2 separate regions of the Mus musculus genome follow, and region 1 is linked to region 2. The links are chromatin contacts, found by POLR2A ChIA-PET in ENCODE. All regions are on one chromosome and are shown on one strand. The core of a region is the stretch at or near the end of the contact, and the rest is flanking DNA. Distances in the headings are between cores, read along the strand shown.

Region 1 (6,523 bases), core at 3,682-6,181, 360 kb before region 2:
TTTGAAAGTCTGGGAACTCCCCAGAAGGGTGGGGCAGTTTTTCCTGGTGCCCTAGGGGGCCAAGACAGAAGGTAGTTTTTAAAAGGATTTTTCAAAACTCTCCCAAGAACTTTAATAAGTTCCCCCATTTCAATGGAGCGTGCTTCTAATCTAAGTGCTTGGCCTTGGATTTGAGGCCAGGCTGGGCTACTGTATGAGAACTTGCCGTAAAGAAAAACCAATGAGCAAACACGGGCCAGTGAGATGTCTCAGTGGGTAAAGAAGCTTACCACCAAGCCTGATGATCCCTGGTGACCCACAAGGTGAAGAGACCTGACTCTTCAAGCTATCACATGTACACAGCCCCCTCTACACACACTCAGAATTCATCACTGTGTAAACTGAGTGTGGTACCGTTCCCCGTGACGCTGGGGATCAAGAGTTCTAGGTCAGAAGTTAGATGCCTCAGTGGTTAGGAATACTTACTGCTCTTGCCGAGGACCTGAATTCCGTTCCCAGCGTCCTCATGAGGTGGGTTTCAACTGTTTGGCACCTGCATTCATGTGCTACACATAAACTCCTGCAGGCACACACAGGTACACCTAAGTGAAAGTAATACATAAACCTTTTCAAATATTTTAGGCTGGGCAATGGTGGCGCACACCTTTGATCCCAACAGTCAGGAAGTAGAAGCAGGATGGTCGTCTTGAATTCGAGGCTAGCCTGATCTACAGAGCTAGTTCCAGAATAGCCAAGGCCACATAAAAAAAAAAAAAAAAAAAAAAAAAAACAAACAAAAAAAAAAAACCTATCTTGAGGCTGGAGAGATGGCTCAGTGGTTAAGAGCACTGACTGCTCTTCTAGAAATCCTGAGTTCAATTCCCAGCAACCACATGGTGGCTCACAGCCATCTGTAATGGGATCTGATGCCTTCTTCTGTCTGAAGACAGCTGCAGTGTACTCATATGTATAAAATAAATAAATCTTCAAAAATTAGGAGGGAGGCAAACTCCCCTTCCCAAAAAAGGAAAAAAGAAGTCTCAAACACACACACAATAACAACAAAAAACAAAACCCCTCCATTTATTTGTGTGTGGAGGTGGGTGGGTGGGTGTGGGTGTGGTGGGGAATGTGTGGTGTGATTTTAATGTGCAGATCAGAGGGCCACTGAGGGAGTTGGTTCTCTCCTTCCACCATGTGGTTTCCAGAGGTTAATCTCAGACAGTAAGGAAGCAAGTGCCTTTGTCCACTGAGCTACCTAACTCGGGGGGAAAAAAGACTTCCCTAAGTAAATCTTTGCTTCCTTCCCGGAACCAGCGAACGTTCTTTTAGGGCTATCTCAAGGCACATGCTTGCTTTACTCCCTCTGCTCAGAACAGAGCCTTTTGGCTGCTGAGTAGGCAGGCAGCAGATATGGTAACTGAGTAACTCCGAAGCTGTTTGGGAAGAAAGGGCCATCTGCTTTGGCCCCAGGCTATTCCTTTTCTGGGTCATCTTCCCTGATCACTTGCTCTCTGGGCCTGGAGAGGGCAGCCTGAAGCTGGCCCCAAAGGCTGAGAAGTTAATCAGCTGGAGGAACCCACACTCCTGGACAAACCTCCTGTAGGAAAAAGCCCTGCGGAGTCAGGGTTATCAGAGCATGGGTGAGGTGGCCCTGCAAGCAGGCATCCAGTAGACTTTTCCGGTGGTACCCTACGTATGACCAGGGCCTTTGGCTTGCCCTCATTGAACTCTGAGAGATAGAAATATGTACTAAGGAGGAGGTGGGGCCAGGAATTCCAACTTTGGAGCAGTCCTTGGACCTAGTCCCCGGGGACATTCCAGAGGCCACTTTACCCAGGGAGGGGCCCTGTGAGGCAGAGGGCAGGCTGTTAGCTCAGGGGCCCCTGAGTACAGAGGCATTATGGCTGGATCTTAAAGCACTGGGCGCTCTGTCAGGCCCATCTCAGTTTTCTGAACCTGTAAAAAGGGAGTATGTTTTCTGGAACGTTCCAGGCCCTCCCTCATTCATTTAGTGCCTTACTGACATCCTGCTGTCTGCAGGGACCCGCCCTCTTGGACAGAGCTCCTGCTACTGTGACAGGAAGTTCCCCTCTTCCTCAATTTCTCACTTGAAAATGTGCAGCTTAGGGTCTTCCTGGCCAGCTGGGCTTGAATGTCCCCAGGAGAAGTGACATATGGCTTCTGAGAGGAGGATCAGAGAGTGGGCCTTGAATTAGGTTGTAAATATTCTCTCGTCCCAAGGCTTTTCAGGGAAGGGGACCCTTGTGGGGGGAAGTGCACTAAAGCTACAGGTGTCACCCATGCTCTGGGCCAGGCTGTGGCTGCCAGCTGGGTGCCTGACAGTAACAGTGACAGCTCTTTGTGAGGGCAAAGTTCTCTGGAGAAGGCCAGCTTCACTTCCTCTGCCTTCCCCTTCCTCCACTTCCTCTTTTCCCCACCCCCACCCTGTTCTGTGCTTTCCGTCTCCTGTCTGCACCCCAAACTTAACAGCTGAGGCCCCCTCCACCTCTGCCGGCCTCTCAGGGACCTCTCCTTTGTCAGGGCTGAGGACACCCAGACGATCTCTCATTCATTCCACAGAACAGAGCCCCTCAGTGTGTGTGTGTGTGTGTGTGTGTGTGTTAGTGGAAGGAAGTGGGGGGTGATGGGGCCCCTCAAAGGGCTGGCTTGTTTTATGTTGTCCGGGCTGGGGGAGGTGCTGAGTTATTAAGACTAGCCTGAATAGGCACCATGACTGTCTTCATAAGCACACAGGAAGCTGAGGCAGGAAGAGCAGGAGTTTGAGGCCAGCCTGGGCTACATAGGGAGCCACTGTTTCAAACAAAGAAGCTGGGCATGGTGATATATGCCTGTAATCACAACACTCTCGGGATGTAAAGGCAGAAGGATCAGTTCAAGTCTATACTCCACTACATATCAAATCTGAGAGCAGCCTAGGCTACCTGAGACCCTGTTAAAAACAACCTCCCACCCTCAATTTCCAACAAACCAAGAGAAATCCCCCCCACGCCACCCCCAAGAATGTGAAAGAGAACACTGGAAAATGATCATTGCAGACAAGACAGACCAGAATTGTTTCAGAGGTCGGGTGGGGCTGAGGTGCCTGCCCCTTGACCAGTCCCAGGACTGAGAGGTGACAAAGTGGCAACACAGGTCCTGCCTGGGAATCTGGTCTGCTCTAACCTAGTAAAGCTGTCTGGTGTCACCCAAGAGGCTCCCTCCACATCCTGCACCCCTGATGGCTGATGGCATCTTTCTCCCTTGCACCCCACCAGGGTTCTCCTGGGAATACTCTGGGCTCTCCTTATTGACAGGCAGCATTTGCCCTGCCCCACCCCCACCTGTGACTTGCAGGACTGGCAGGTCCTTGGGCAGCTGGCAAACTGCCTGAGCAACTGAGAAATACAAGGCCAGGGCCAGGGCAGTCCTGTCCCCCGGAGGCAGGGAGGAGACTGCCTGGGAAAGTTCTCTCAGGGTTGGTGACTGCAGAAGACTTTTGTCAAATTTTTTTTTTTTTTTTGGTGGGAAAGATAACTAGGGGTGTGTTTCCAGTTCACAGCATATGCTGGGGTGATGGTCACCTCTTCCAGACAAGGCCTCAGCAACTTCAAAATGCCCTGCCACCAGCCAAGAACAAGGAAGCTGGCCACTGTAGTCCATATATGGATGAAGCCTTCTTTGGTTTCAACACCTACACTTTGTGAGCCAGTGAACACCTACCTATGCATGCACTGAGGCACGGCAGGCCCAGAGCATCTCACCTGAAGCACCCTTCTTGCCTAAATCCAGCTTTCTGTCACACTCTCCCAGAAGGTGCGTGTCCTTCTAAGCTAAGCTGAGGGATCCGGCCCTCAACCCTGACCCCGTGTGTAGCTCTCAGCCAAATAGCTGGCTTGCTAAGTAGAACACTGGTACTTAGGTGAGGGGGACAGGGGCTGCTTCTCTCTGGAGGATTTGGGGCTCCGGTGACCACCAACTTTTCCCTGAGCAGCTTGTCACTCCCAGAATCCCCACGGCTGGCAGATGGACTAGTGCACAACTCAGCTGTGGCTGCACATAATAAATAGAGGATAGATGGTGGGCCCCAGCCCAGCGATGTCTGGCAGTCACCCAGAGACACTAGCTAACGGCCCAGGCTTAGTCTTGCCTGGGTGTGATCAGGCAGTTCTCCAAAAGTGCCTGACTCCATGAGAAGTTTTGTTTGTTCTATTGAGCACAGTTCCTTTCTAGATCCGGGGCAGGGGATATCTGGAGGCATCTTCTTGCAACACCTCCAGTTATTGGACCACTGGGGCTCGCCCTATGCTTGGGATAGGATGGCCTTGAGTCTCTAAGAGGTCAAGATCCATGAAAACCTCTCCAACCAGAGTTCTGCTTCCAAGTTGAACCCCAACACACCTAGCAAATTAGAACCACAGCAGAAGGGGCCCCCCCGGATCTGGCTTTCCGGCTATTGCTAGCAATTGCTAGCAAGGGGGAGTGACTCTCTGTCCATTCAATCCAGGCCCCGCGTGTCCCTCAAACAAGAGGCCACACAAATAGGGTCCGGGCCTCGATGCTGACCCTCATCCACTTAAGTGCTCGATATCCACGTGACATCCACACCCAGAGGGTCCTGGGGTGGTTGGGTGACCCCCAGAATGCAGGCCTAGTAACCGAGACATTGAATGGGGCAGTGTCCACAAGGGCGGAGGCTATTCCTGTACATCTGGGCCTACGGAGCCAGCACCCATCGCCAAAACTCTTCATCCTCTTCCTCAATCTCGCTTTCTCTCTCGCTTTTTTTTTTTTTCTTCTTCTTTTTTTTTTTTTTTTTCAAAAGGAGGGGAGAGGGGGTAAAAAAATGCTGCACTGTGCGGCGAGGCCGGTGAGTGAGCGACGCGGAGCCAATCAGCGCCCGCCGTTCCGAAAGTTGCCTTTTATGGCTCGAGTGGCCGCTGTGGCGTCCTATAAAACCCGGCGGCGCAACGCGCAGCCACTGTCGAGTCGCGTCCACCCGCGAGCACAGCTTCTTTGCAGCTCCTTCGTTGCCGGTCCACACCCGCCACCAGGTAAGCAGGGACGCCGGGCCCAGCGGGCCTTCGCTCTCTCGTGGCTAGTACCTCACTGCAGGGTCCTGAGGATCACTCAGAACGGACACCATGGGCGGGTGGAGGGTGGTGCCGGGCCGCGGAGCGGACACTGGCACAGCCAACTTTACGCCTAGCGTGTAGACTCTTTGCAGCCACATTCCCGCGGTGTAGACACTCGTGGGCCCGCTCCCGCTCGGTGCGTGGGGCTTGGGGACACACTAGGGTCGCGGTGTGGGCATTTGATGAGCCGGTGCGGCTTGCGGGTGTTAAAAGCCGTATTAGGTCCATCTTGAGAGTACACAGTATTGGGAACCAGACGCTACGATCACGCCTCAATGGCCTCTGGGTCTTTGTCCAAACCGGTTTGCCTATTCGGCTTGCCGGGCGGGCGGGCGGGCGGGCGGGCGCGGCAGGGCCGGCTCGGCCGGGTGGGGGCTGGGATGCCACTGCGCGTGCGCTCTCTATCACTGGGCATCGAGGCGCGTGTGCGCTAGGGAGGGAGCTCTTCCTCTCCCCCTCTTCCTAGTTAGCTGCGCGTGCGTATTGAGGCTGGGAGCGCGGCTGCCCGGGGTTGGGCGAGGGCGGGGCCGTTGTCCGGAAGGGGCGGGGTCACAGTGGCACGGGCGCCTTGTTTGCGCTTCCTGCTGGGTGTGGTCGCCTCCCGCGCGCGCACAAGCCGCCCGTCGGCGCAGTGTAGGCGGAGCTTGCGCCCGTTTGGGGAGGGGGCGGAGGTCTGGCTTCCTGCCCTAGGTCCGCCTCCGGGCCAGCGTTTGCCTTTTATGGTAATAATGCGGCCGGTCTGCGCTTCCTTTGTCCCCTGAGCTTGGGCGCGCGCCCCCTGGCGGCTCGAGCCCGCGGCTTGCCGGAAGTGGGCAGGGCGGCAGCGGCTGCTCTTGGCGGCCCCGAGGTGACTATAGCCTTCTTTTGTGTCTTGATAGTTCGCCATGGATGACGATATCGCTGCGCTGGTCGTCGACAACGGCTCCGGCATGTGCAAAGCCGGCTTCGCGGGCGACGATGCTCCCCGGGCTGTATTCCCCTCCATCGTGGGCCGCCCTAGGCACCAGGTAAGTGACCTGTTACTTTGGGAGTGGCAAGCCTGGGGTTTTCTTGGGGATCGATGCCGGTGCTAAGAAGGCTGTTCCCTTCCACAGGGTGTGATGGTGGGAATGGGTCAGAAGGACTCCTATGTGGGTGACGAGGCCCAGAGCAAGAGAGGTATCCTGACCCTGAAGTACCCCATTGAACATGGCATTGTTACCAACTGGGACGACATGGAGAAGATCTGGCACCACACCTTCTACAATGAGCTGCGTGTGGCCCCTGAGGAGCACCCTGTGCTGCTCACCGAGGCCCCCCTGAACCCTAAGGCCAACCGTGAAAAGATGACCCAGGTCAGTATCCCGGGTAACCCTTCTCTTTGGCCAGCTTCTCAGCCACGCCCTTTCTCAATTGTCTTTCTTCTGCCG
Region 2 (6,138 bases), core at 3,436-5,935:
GGACAAATAAACCTCCTTTGCACTGAGAACTTGGTCTTGGTGTGCCCTGGGCCATTCCTTCCTTTCAGCCATCCTATTGTGACTCCTTCCAGGGGTTGATTAATCCATCCGGTGGGCAGATGGTTCAGTGGGTAAAAGCACTTACTACATAAACAAGAGGCCTTGCGTTGGATCCCCAGGGCCGGTGTAAAAGCCAGATGCACAGGACAGTTGTCTGTAATCCCAGGAAAGCTGTGGGAAGATGGGAGGTGAGGTTGGGGGGGAAGGGGGGGGCTGGCCAACTAGCTTGGGATCACTGGAAAACAGCAGAGGGATCCTGGCTCAGATAAGATGAACTGTGAGGACCAAAGTTTGAAATTATTCTGTGACCTCCACAAACACACTGGGGCACAGGCGTGCTTATAGTCACATGTAGCACTCACACGCAAAACAGACCAACCAACCAACCACCAACTAACCAACCAACCAACCAACAGACCAACAATTCATTGACTAAATCAGCACCCTCAGGATCTAGTCAACTCCCCAAAGCTCCAGAGGTCACTATGGCTTGCCTTCAGGACCAAGCCCTCCATACTGTGTGGCTGTAATAGCCTAGGGTTATGGAGAAAGCGTCGAGGGAGCTTCAACTTCTGATACCCCAAACACTAGGGCAGGAGTTGGCTATCTCCCCACTCCCAACCTAATGCCACAAAGCCAGCTCTCCCACCACCAACCCTAAGAAGAATGCTTTACCCTGACAGTTATCAGGCTTCACCTCTTCCCCCCACCCCCTACACCTCACTCCAGCCTAGACCCTATAGCCGCTGAGTATGTTGATGAAGCAGCTTCTAACTCCTCTGCCCCGGCCAATTGTACACGGCCACGCTAATCTTGTCCCAGAGACGCTAGCCACCTCCCTAGGGGCATACATACCCCTTTCCCCCCTCCCAATGAATGAACAAGTTCTTCGAAGCTGTTCCCAGGTGTGCTCATCGCCCCTGCACTCATCACCTACAGAGCGATCCTGCAGTGCTCCCTGCAGTGCTCCCACTCATGCAGGCTAAGCTTTGCTCCCTCCAGCCCAGCCTGGCTATCCCAAGGGAGAAGTGGACACAGGTCGGCACCATACATGATCCCTTTTGGTAAGCTCCATCTCCAGTGGGACTGGCTGTTAAATGTCAGCCAGAAAGTCAGTCAGGGCAGGGACTAGGACTCCGCGTGGGGGGAAACCCAACCCAGCACAGTTCACAGACATGTATGCATGGCTGTGTGCCCCTCTTTTTCCCTCAGAGCTGCTTGCATGGCTTCCCAACATGGTGGCCAGCTTATCGCAGGGCAAATGATCCAAGAGAAGGCAAGGGCAGGAGCAAGAGAATCTCTCACTGTGTAACTCCAGAGCCGTAATATCACCGAGACAAGGTTGTGTTGGTTACACAAGCCATGCTGGTTTGACAGCTGAGTCTATGAAGTCACGTGAAAGCCTGGAAGTGTGGCTCATTCTAACCATCTTGGAGGTTAGAATCATGTAAGTAACACTGGATTTTTGTCTTTCAGGATAAACAGGAATTATCTGCTGGTTTACAGGGCTGGAGAGATGGCTCAGCAGTTAAGGGTACCAATTGCTCTTCCAAAGGTCCTGAGTACAAATCCCAGCAACCACATGGTGGCTCACAACCATCTGTAATGAGATCCAATGCCCTCTTCTGGTGTGTCTGAAGACAGCTACAGTGTACTTACATATAATATAAATAAATAAATCTTTTTTTTTTAAAAAAAGAAGAAAGAAAAAGAAAAGAAAGCTGGTTTACTGGGATGAGCCATGTGCTCCCCTAAAATTCAGATGCTGAAGTCCCAGTACCCCGGAATGTTATTGGAGGTGGGGCCTTTAAGGAGGTAATTTTTAGTCGTTTGCAACTGTCTTCATCACTTTTACATTGCTGGACAGAAACAACTGAAAAGAGGAATACTTTCTTGGCTTATGATTTCAGAGATATCAGTCCTTGGTCACAGGCAGAGCATTGCATTTTCGAGCAAACCCTCATGAGGTAACAGAAAGAAAGCAGCAGACAGAAAGTCTTCAAGGATGACAATCCCTCAAAAGCCTGTCCCCGCGACCTGCTCCTTCTGGCTGGGCTCACTCTATAATGTCTTTACAGCCTTCCGAAATAACACTGCCAAATGCTGGCCACACCTTTGAAACGTAAGCCCAGGGTGGATGTTTCACATTCAATCCACTACAGGCCACAGATCATCAGTCATTTAGTACGTAAATAAACAATCTTAGCTGTGTCCCAGTAAAACTTTACAAAAAGTAGTCCAATCTGGCTCCCATGCTGTATGTAAGCAAACAATTGTAGCTGTGTCCCAATAAAACTTTATTTACAAAAACTGTCCAACCTGGTTCCCAAGCTGCAGTTTGGGGTTCTCTGCAGAGACAGGGGTGGGAAGTTTGGAGGTGGGACTTGGGTCATGGTCTGGGATGTGGCAGAAGGAATATCCAAGCCTGAACCCAGCCTCTCTTCCTAGCTCTGATAACTGCCTCTTCAGGTTTGTTATTGTTTGTAGGAAATTGTATGGAAGTATTCTAGTATATTGTTTGGTTACAGCCTCCCAGGCTGAGGTGCATGAGGAGGCTGGTGTGAATGGGGTGGTGCCCTATAAGGGTGCCCTGTAAGGGTCTATGGGGGGCCAGTGAGGTGGTTCAGCAGGTAAGAGCACTGACTGCTCTTCTGAAGGTCCCAAGTTCAAATCCCAGCAACCACATGGTGGCTCACAACCACCCCTAATGAGATCTGACGCCATCTTCTGGTGAGTCTAAAGTCAACTACAGTGTACTTATGCATAATAATAAATAAATCTTTTTTTTAAAGGTCTATGGGGAGGGTACTAGTTCATCATATAGACAAGCCAAGTCTTAATTGACCTTCAGTCAATGGACTTCTGAGAGACACTACATCCTCAGGAAGAAGTTGAATAGTGGGAACCTTTTAAGAGTTAGTGTGTGTATCCGAGCTGGGCTGGGTAAAGCCCCCAAGCATAGGACCTGACAGAAGAGGTGCTCTGTAAATGTCTGTCCCCTTCCCCTGGTCTCAAACATGGGGCCATTACTTTACAGCAGCGGTTCTCGACCTATGGGCCACAACCCCTTTTGGGATTGCATATCAGGTATCCTGCATACCAGATATTTACATCCCAATTCATAACAGTAGCAAAATTATAAAGTAGCAGTGAAATAATTCTATGGTTGGGGGTTACCACAACATGAGTGTTTTAGTTAGGGGTTCATTGCTGTGAAGAGATGCTATGACCAAAGTAAAAGAAACATTTATCTGGGCCTGCTTACAGTTTCAGAGGTTCAGTTCATTATCATCATGGTGGGAAGCATGGCAGCATCCAGGCAGGCATAGTGCTGGAAGAGGAACTGAGAGTTCTGCATCTCGATCCGCAGGCAGCAGGAGGCTGACCATATGTCATACTAGGTGTAGCTTGGGCATAGGAGACCTCAAAGTCCACCCCCACAGTGACACACTTCCTCCAACAAGACCACACCTCCTAATAGTGGCACTCTCTATGGGCCAAGCATTCAAACACAGAAGTGTATGGGGCCATATCTATTCAAACCACCCAGTGAGGAACTGTATTAAAGGGTTGCAACATTAAGGAAAGTTGAGAACTACTTCTCTACAGTATAGTTCTTGACAAACTGCCCACAAAAAGATATACTTCTCGGGTTAGGGTGTGCAGTTTGAGATCACTGAACATACCAGAGAGAAGTCAAAGCAAAATACATTATTTGGGTCAAGGACCTAGAGCTGATTTGGTCCCATTTTGCATGGTTTAAAGTTAGTCTGCCATAATTTGACTTGTGTTTTTAAAATTCTGGCTGCTTAGGGTTGAAGTGATTCAGTTGGTAGAGCATTTGTATTGCATACATGAGGCCCTTGGTTCGATCCCCAGAACTACATTAACTAGGCATGGTAGTGCAAGCTTGTAATTCCAACACAAGGACAATGGAGGTAATAGCATCAGGAGTGCAAGGCCAGCCTTGGTCACATGGAGTTTGAGGCCAATCTGGCATCTATGAGACCCTATCTAAAATGTAAAATAAAATTCTACGAAGGATACATTAAAATTAAAGAACTGGGGTTAAATGCTGACAACACACACTATATACACGTATGCAATTGTCAATGAATAAATAAAAATATATTCAATAAAATAAAAGTCTGGCCTTCCTGTCCCTGGTCAGTTTCATGCATATTCAGTTATGTACCTGTCCATCTTTGTCCACCCCTCCACCTTCGTCCACTAACTGGGGTGGAGGCCAAACACCACCTACTTGATCATAGAGTACACAACCCCAAAGCAGGGGGGCCCAAGAACAGGCCACGCCCTTCTTTCCTGCAGCCCCGCCCCTTGAGATACCACGACTCGACTTTGGGAAACTAGCCCCGCCCCCTTGCCGAGGCCACGCCCACTCAAAGGCCACACCTCTTAGAGAATCGTTCTTACCGTTGGGGACCAGAAGGGGGCGCTAGCGCACAGCCTATCTTTCTCGGTCGGCCAGGCCCGCCCTAATACATGTGACCCCGCCCACTCGAGGCTCCGTCTCTGCCCATTGGGCGCTGAGGTGTCAAGTTTCTGTTCGTCTCGCCCGACTCCCCGCCCTTAGAGGCTCCGCCCCCAGAGGCCCCGCCCCTTCGGAGGCCTCGCCCTGTCCGTTGCGCGGCCGGCAGGAGGCGCTTCGAGCCGGGCGCCAGCTCGGCTAACGGCGGGCGTGGGAGCCGCGCGCGGGGGACGCAGCTGACAGGCTGCGCTGAGGTGAGTGCGGGGCGCGAGAAGGAAGGTCAGCAGAGGCCGAGGATGGCCCAGGAGGTGCGGCTGGGCCACTGCGGGGACCCGCGGAGGGTGCGGAGACCGCGGGCTGAGACACGGGTGGCGGGGCACGCGCTGGGGCGGGGCCGCGCTGGTCACGGTCCCCACGGCGAGTCCGGGCGCGATGGAGGCAGGCTTGCTCGGTTGCCATGGAAACCGGCGAGCGCACGGGGCCTGGAGCGGCCCGGGGGAGCTGCACCTGAAGGCCGGGTGGGCGCGGGTTGCGTGGCCCCGTGGACTTCCAGGGGCAATCCGGGTTCCGTCACTCGTGGCCAAGGGACCTTTCCAGGCCTCAGTTTACCTGGTAGTGCTTTGGAGGTGCAATCTAACCTGGAACAACCCGAAAGAGCTCAAGGCGGGAGTCCCGCACTCGCCCACCAGGATGGTGGTGACACCCCCGCCTACACCCGTCCCGCATCGCGTCTCCTCCCCATCGGTGTGCCCGCGAGAGGCATTGTTTCTCCAGCTATTTCTGTATCATTTCCAGCCAGTCCCCCGACAAGTGCCGCGCCTGAGACAGATGCTGAGCTGGAGCTCCGAGGCCCTCAAAGGGATCTGGCTTCTGTCCCTGGGGAGCCCTGGGATGGGGGCCTGACAGGCTGCAGACCTGCCCGGCCCAGCCTCTGTCGCCTGTCGAGTGTTTGGTTAATCTGAATTACCAAAAAGAATTTGATTACTGGTGTCTCTCGGTGCTGCGGGCCACCTCTTGTGCATTCCAGAGAGGAGCTTCTCTTTAATCCTGCTGGGAGAAGTCAGTCCCTTTTTGCTAAGTGACTAGCGGCCCAAATGAAACCTGATTGAATTATGCTTGCCTTTAAAGCCGCCCTCCAGCTGGAGCCATAAAGATAGGATTTGTGGATGAGGGGAGGAGGCTAATGCGCCGTCTGCAAAGTTGACTGCTCAGTTTTTCTTCTGTTGGAATGATAATGTGTTCCACATTGTCCTGTTGGAACAGAGACGTCCCTCCACCCATGTCAGCCGTCGTTGACCTCACTGCCTGCCTGGTCTCTGTGACTTAACCTTACTTTTTTTCCTTTTCTTTCTTTTTTCTCTTTTCTTCCTTTCTTTTTTTCTTTTTTAAAAAAGCAGAATCGGAGAACAAGAAAAGAGACAATTTCTGAGGCAGCCACGGCGAGAGCCCTGCGTGTACTCTTGACTCTCTGGGACCTGAGCTGTCCTCAAATGTTTGTGTGTCAGAGGCGAGAATGAGGCAGAAAAAGGAAAAGACAGGTCATACTTCCAGAAAAACAGATCTGGTTACCCAGGGCGTACTCGCCTCTG

What was found. ChIA-PET counts read pairs that join two places held with the same protein, here RNA polymerase II (POLR2A).
Region 1: POLR2A ChIA-PET joins it to region 2 with 11 read pairs in embryonic stem cell. The contact joins the promoter of Actb here to the promoter of Radil in region 2. POLR2A ChIA-PET finds 5 or more read pairs at or near these places in 3 of 5 experiments (Patski and embryonic stem cell).

What each region holds. Positions count from the first base shown.
Region 1 is chr5:142,905,162-142,911,684 of GRCm38, reverse strand. It overlaps Actb (actin, beta), which reads left to right and starts at 4,931. Exons shown (of 6, transcript NM_007393.5): 1 at 4,931-5,033; 2 at 5,993-6,121; 3 at 6,209-6,448. The coding sequence starts at 5,999.
Region 2 is chr5:142,549,645-142,555,782 of GRCm38, reverse strand. It overlaps Radil (Ras association and DIL domains), which reads left to right and starts at 4,685. Exons shown (of 15, transcript NM_178702.4): 1 at 4,685-4,803.